2 separate regions of the Homo sapiens genome follow, and region 1 is linked to region 2. Evidence: read pairs that join two places in POLR2A ChIA-PET (ENCODE). Cell type or tissue: GM12878. All regions are shown on one strand.

What was found. ChIA-PET counts read pairs that join two places held together with the same protein. Peaks named below come from ENCODE experiments on the same cell type or tissue, not always from the same donor. Only the 100,000 strongest peaks of a DNase experiment are listed, where the experiment ranks them.
Region 1: POLR2A ChIA-PET joins it to region 2 with 6 read pairs; 5 of 35 experiments call an interaction of 5 or more read pairs at or near these places.

Annotation. Positions count from the first base shown.
Region 1 is chr2:207,723,352-207,725,851 of GRCh38, forward strand. CCNYL1 (cyclin Y like 1) reads left to right here. Exons shown (of 10, transcript NM_001330218.2): 2 at 1,449-1,523. Among named protein-coding and RNA genes, the nearest start is that of CCNYL1, 13 kb to the left of the region's middle. In GM12878, no CTCF peak of the experiment used is centred here; a DNase peak (open chromatin) is centred at 1,010.
Region 2 is chr2:208,045,612-208,048,111 of GRCh38, forward strand. No RefSeq gene overlaps it. Among named protein-coding and RNA genes, the nearest start is that of PLEKHM3, 21 kb to the left of the region's middle. In GM12878, no CTCF peak of the experiment used is centred here; no DNase peak of the experiment used is centred here.

The DNA.
Region 1 (2,500 bases), 320 kb before region 2:
TGCTGAGTTAGACAGTAATCACTACTAGACTGATTAGTTTTTAGTATATCAATGTGCGTTTTGATTTTGTAAGAGCCAGGGATAGAGTATATTGTCATTTGACCACTAAATCGCTTTTTTAAAAGTAGAGCAATTATATTAATATGTAGTTTTGGGAAATATCGCCTTAACTGTTACTCTGGATCTTGGCCCAGTTTCTTACAAGATTGGTTAAGATAAGTGGCTTGAAATGGACCTTGCTGGGCTGGGCGCGGTGACTCACCTCTATAATCCCAGCACCTTGGGAGGCTGAGGTGGGTGGATCACCTGGGGTCAGGAGTTTGAGACGAGCCTGGCCAACATGGTAAAACCCCGTCTCTACTAAAAATACAAAAATTAGCCGGCGTGGTGGCAGGCACCTGTAATCCCAGCTATTTGGGATACTGAGGCAGGAGAATTGCTTGAATCCTGGAGGCAGAGGTTGCAGTGAGCTGAGACCGTGCCACTGCACTCCAGCCTGGGCAATAGAGTGAGACTCCATCTCAAAAAAAAAAAAAAAAAAAAAGACCTTGCTGAAGAATATCATAGATTTTTATTTTTTCCCCTCGTGACAATTTTTATTATCCCATATTATGGCAAAGTTTGTTTCATGAAAATTCAAGAGTCTGTTTTGTAGTCTTGCCTAAATATATTATCCAACTTTGGTGCAAGGTGGACTACAGGCAGGTTTATCTTGACATAGATAGGGGCAAAATTTTTTAGAAACAGCCCTAAGATCTGCTTTAAAACGTACTCTTGATGAAACACCAAATTAACCATGCTGTTAGAAGGAAGAAGTGAGAAATTGAGGGCAAACGTTAATCATTTTCTAACATGTTTCTGTATGTTAGAACACAGAACTTCCATTCAGTCCTCTTAAATCTGCCATGATGAATGGCCCCCCAAAAAACCACAGCTAACTAAATTAGTTTACTTGTTGAATGGAGTTAGAATTAGCCGTTTAATTGTCTAAAGAACATTTGCCAAAAACAACTCTTTGTTTTACCATATTTGATGTATTGAGCTGGTGCCTGACAGTAACTGGCCACAGCATCACTTGCTACTTGAGATTGTTCTTGAAATGTGCTAGTAATAGCAGTAGAGAGGAGAGTGTGGTTATATTTCTATTTGATAAGTTGAAGGAGGAGGACATGCGTATGATTCATCTAACATTTGTACCAGATTATTTAGGCACAGATTTTTTATTAAAAGTCTCTGACACAGCCTGGTTTTTGTTCCACGTGTGTGGAGAGATTCTACAATTTTGCATTCCCCAGGAGTATTTTTGTATTGTCTTTATTTCCTTTATATTTATTACTAAAAACTTCTCTGAAGACTGTTAAAAGTGATTAAAATGGATGTGTATCTATTTCAGAAATCATCTTTTCTACTCACCTAAAGTGTCACGTCTTTTTCCTCCTCTTCTATAGATTTAGCTTTGGAGTCAAACCCTTCTGACCATCCAAGGGCAAGCACAATTTTCCTGAGCAAATCTCAAACGGATGGTAAGACAATACTGTTTTTTCCTTCCAAGGAAAAGACTGAAAACTGTTTCTATTTTATTGGATGTATTATAGAAGGTATTTAGAAGAACTGATGTATTAGTTTAAAATTTTCTTTTCATATGTTCACTGATTTTAATATGTGATATACTTTCCTTTAGTTGTGATTGTTTAGTAATAACATGTAGACCTATTTACAGGTTTTGCCACCTTTTTATAACACAATTAATTGGCCACATGATTTAGTAACATGGATTTTTTTTTTTTTTTTTGAGAGGCTGGAGTGCCTTTATTGCCCATGCTGGAGTGCAATGATGTGGCCTCAGCTCACTGCAGCCTCCATCTCCCACGTTCAAGCAATTCTCCTGCCTCAGCCTCCCAAGTAGCTAGGACTACAGGCATGAGCCACCATGTCCGGCTAATTTTTGTATTTTTAGTAGAGATGGGGTTTCACCATGTTGGCCAGGCTGGTCTCAAACTCCTGACCTCGTGATCTGCCCTCCTCAGCCTCCCAAAGTGCTGGGATTACAGGCGTGAGCCATCTGGCCAGTATCATGGATTTATGCATATTTCTCCATACTTCTTTGACCTCTTTCCCTTGCTCCAAAAGAGTACATTTTAAAGATGAATGATAGGATTTAAGCTGCAGCTTGGTTTCATTTGAACAACAACAAAAAATCAGTTCGTATACAGGGATTGAATCTGTGATTTTGGCTTCCTTTTATACAATGCTCTAACCACATGAGCCTATCACATTCAAATTTATGCTACTCAGAACTTTTAAGCTATTAACTTTTCCATCCTAATGTAGTGTAAATATAAACATGCCCCATGGTGTTTCCCAGAAGGTTAGCCTCAGCAAGTGAAACTTACGTACATTTTCCTTGTCCTGCTTGTTTTAGGATGAGAATCAGAACTGTTGTATTTTTCTGTACTCCTGTTTATCTTCCTTATAATTATGTTAAATCCTAATTTATTTG
Region 2 (2,500 bases):
AATTTCCTTTATTTTTATTTTTATTTTTTTTTTTTGAGACGGAGTCTCGCTCTGTCGCCCAGGCTGGAGTGCAGTGGCAGGATCTCGGCTCACTGCAAGCTCCGCCTCCCGGGTTCACGCCATTCTCCTGCCTCAGCCTCCCAAGTAGCTGGGACTACAGGCGCCCGCCACTACGCCCGGCTAATTTTTTGTATTTTTAGTAGAGACGGGGTTTCACCGTTTTAGCCGGGATGGTCTCGATCTCCTGACCTCGTGATCCGCCCGCCTCGGCCTCCCAAAGTGCTGGGATTACAGGCGTGAGCCACCGCGCCCGGCCATTTCCTTTATTTTTTTGTAGAGATGAGGTCTCACTGTGTTGCCCAGTCTGGTTTTGAAGTCCTGAGATTTATTTCATCTGGAACATGTATTAGCACTTTTGATCTAGTTAAACAACTTCACTCATTCATTCATACGCATTCATTTTCTTATATCAGACTTCTATTTTACAGTGGTTCTGACTTATTTTTTTCCTAACTCAACTGAAGCACACAATACAGCCCAATTAGCAGACACTAATTACTGCAATTTAAAAGTACGCCAGCCCATTGGGGCCATTCTCATCATGTGCCCACCCAGGCTGTTATCACACTCTCTCATCTCCACCCTCCAGTGGAGAATCACTCTCCTCTCATATCCCTGGTGAGTGTGTCTTTCCACTGATTCTGAGTTCTTAAGAAATGTCAGTTGACTCTGTTTTTCGCTCTTTAGCCTTCATTTCTACCATCTTATCTTTATCATTCATTGTCCTTTTTTTCCCTGTATTTTGGGAAAGTTATTTAACTTGTCCTTGTCACTACAGCATCAGTTTTGCTACGCTTCCAACATTGTGGTGTTTTGTTTTGTTTTTGAGTCGGAGTCCCACTGTGTTGCCCAGGCTGGAGTGCAATGGCATGATCTTCGGCTCACTGCAACCTCCACCTCCCGGGTTCAAGCAATTCTCCTGCCTCAGCCTCCTGAATAGCTGGGATTACAGGTGTCCACCACTATGTCCGGCTAATTTTTGTATTTTTAGTAGAGACGGGGTTTCACCATATTGGCCAGGCTGGTCTCTTGGCCAGGCTGGTCTCGAACTCCTGACCTCATGATCCGCCAGCCTCAGCCTCCCAAAGTACTAGGATTATAGGAGTGAGCCACTGTGCCTGGCCTGTTTTTTTTTTTTTTTTTAATTCCAGCACACAAGAATTTCCTTGCAATCTTTCTTCATTACATCATTCTTCCTTTAATAAAAATCTTGTTGTGGCCAGGCATGATGGCTCATGCCTGTACCCAGCATTTTGGAAGGCCGAAGTGGGAAGATCGTTTGAGCTCAGGAGTTCCAGACCAGCCTGAGCAACAGAGTGAGACCCTATTTCTAAATAAAATAAAATAAAATAAGATAAAATATTAGCTGGGTGTGGTGGCTCATGCCTATAGTCCCAGCTACTTGAGAGGCTGAGAAGGGAGTAACGCTTGAGCCCAGGAGTTTGAGGCTGCAGTGAGCCATGATCGTGACGCTGCACTCTGTCTCAAAAAAAAAAAAAAAAAAAAAAAAGATTGTCTATGGTATGGTCTGAATGCTTGCATTCCCCAAAAATTTATATGTTGAAATCCTAACCCTCAAGGTGAAGGTATTAGGAGGTAAAAGGCCTTTGGGAGGTGATTAGGTCATGGGATGGAGTCTTCATGCATTGGATTAGTGTCTTAATAAAAGAGGCCTGAGAGAGGCCCTTCCCTCTGGCTTCTTCAGCCACGTGAGATTACAGTGAGAAGACGGCTGTCTAAAGGGAAGCAAGCAGGCCTTCACCAGACACCGAATCTGCCAGTGCCTTGATCTTGGACTTCCAAGCCTAGAGAACAATCAGAAATAAATTTCTGTTCTTTAAAAGCCACCCAGTCCATGGTGCTTTGTTAGAGTAGCCTCAACAGATGAATACATTGCATTTTTCATTTCATCCTTATGTCTTGATTTTATTCCTTTCTTTTAATAACTCCTGGCCCTTCCCTTAAAAAAAAAATAATCCTTCTTATACCTTTGGAGACTTCCAGTTCCCTGAAGTTTCCTTCTGTATTCTACAGTAGATCAATTCCTGGGGCAAGCTCTACCCTGGAACCTTCTGGAAGTTGTTTCCTTTTTCCTATTCTGCAAGTGTCTCCAAGGCTGCAGTGTTTTGCCCTCTTTACTCATCCTTGAATAAGGTAAGCTACGTCTAGACTGAAGGTTTATTATCAAACAAGCTCTTGAATCCATTCTCTGTCAAGTGGAATAATGCTGGAGCCCTCTTCTCAGACACATCCGGAGAAGAGGTCACCTCTGTAGCTGTCAGGTCAGTTTCCAGGTTTCAGTCAGCTTTCCCCTACCTGCTCTCTGGCAGCAGATTTCACTGGTGCTCACTCCTCGATTATGCCTTGACCTAGCCCCTCCCTTTCTTCCCCTCAGAGCTAACACTATGCCAGTGTTTGTCATAATCCTCTCTTTGCTTTT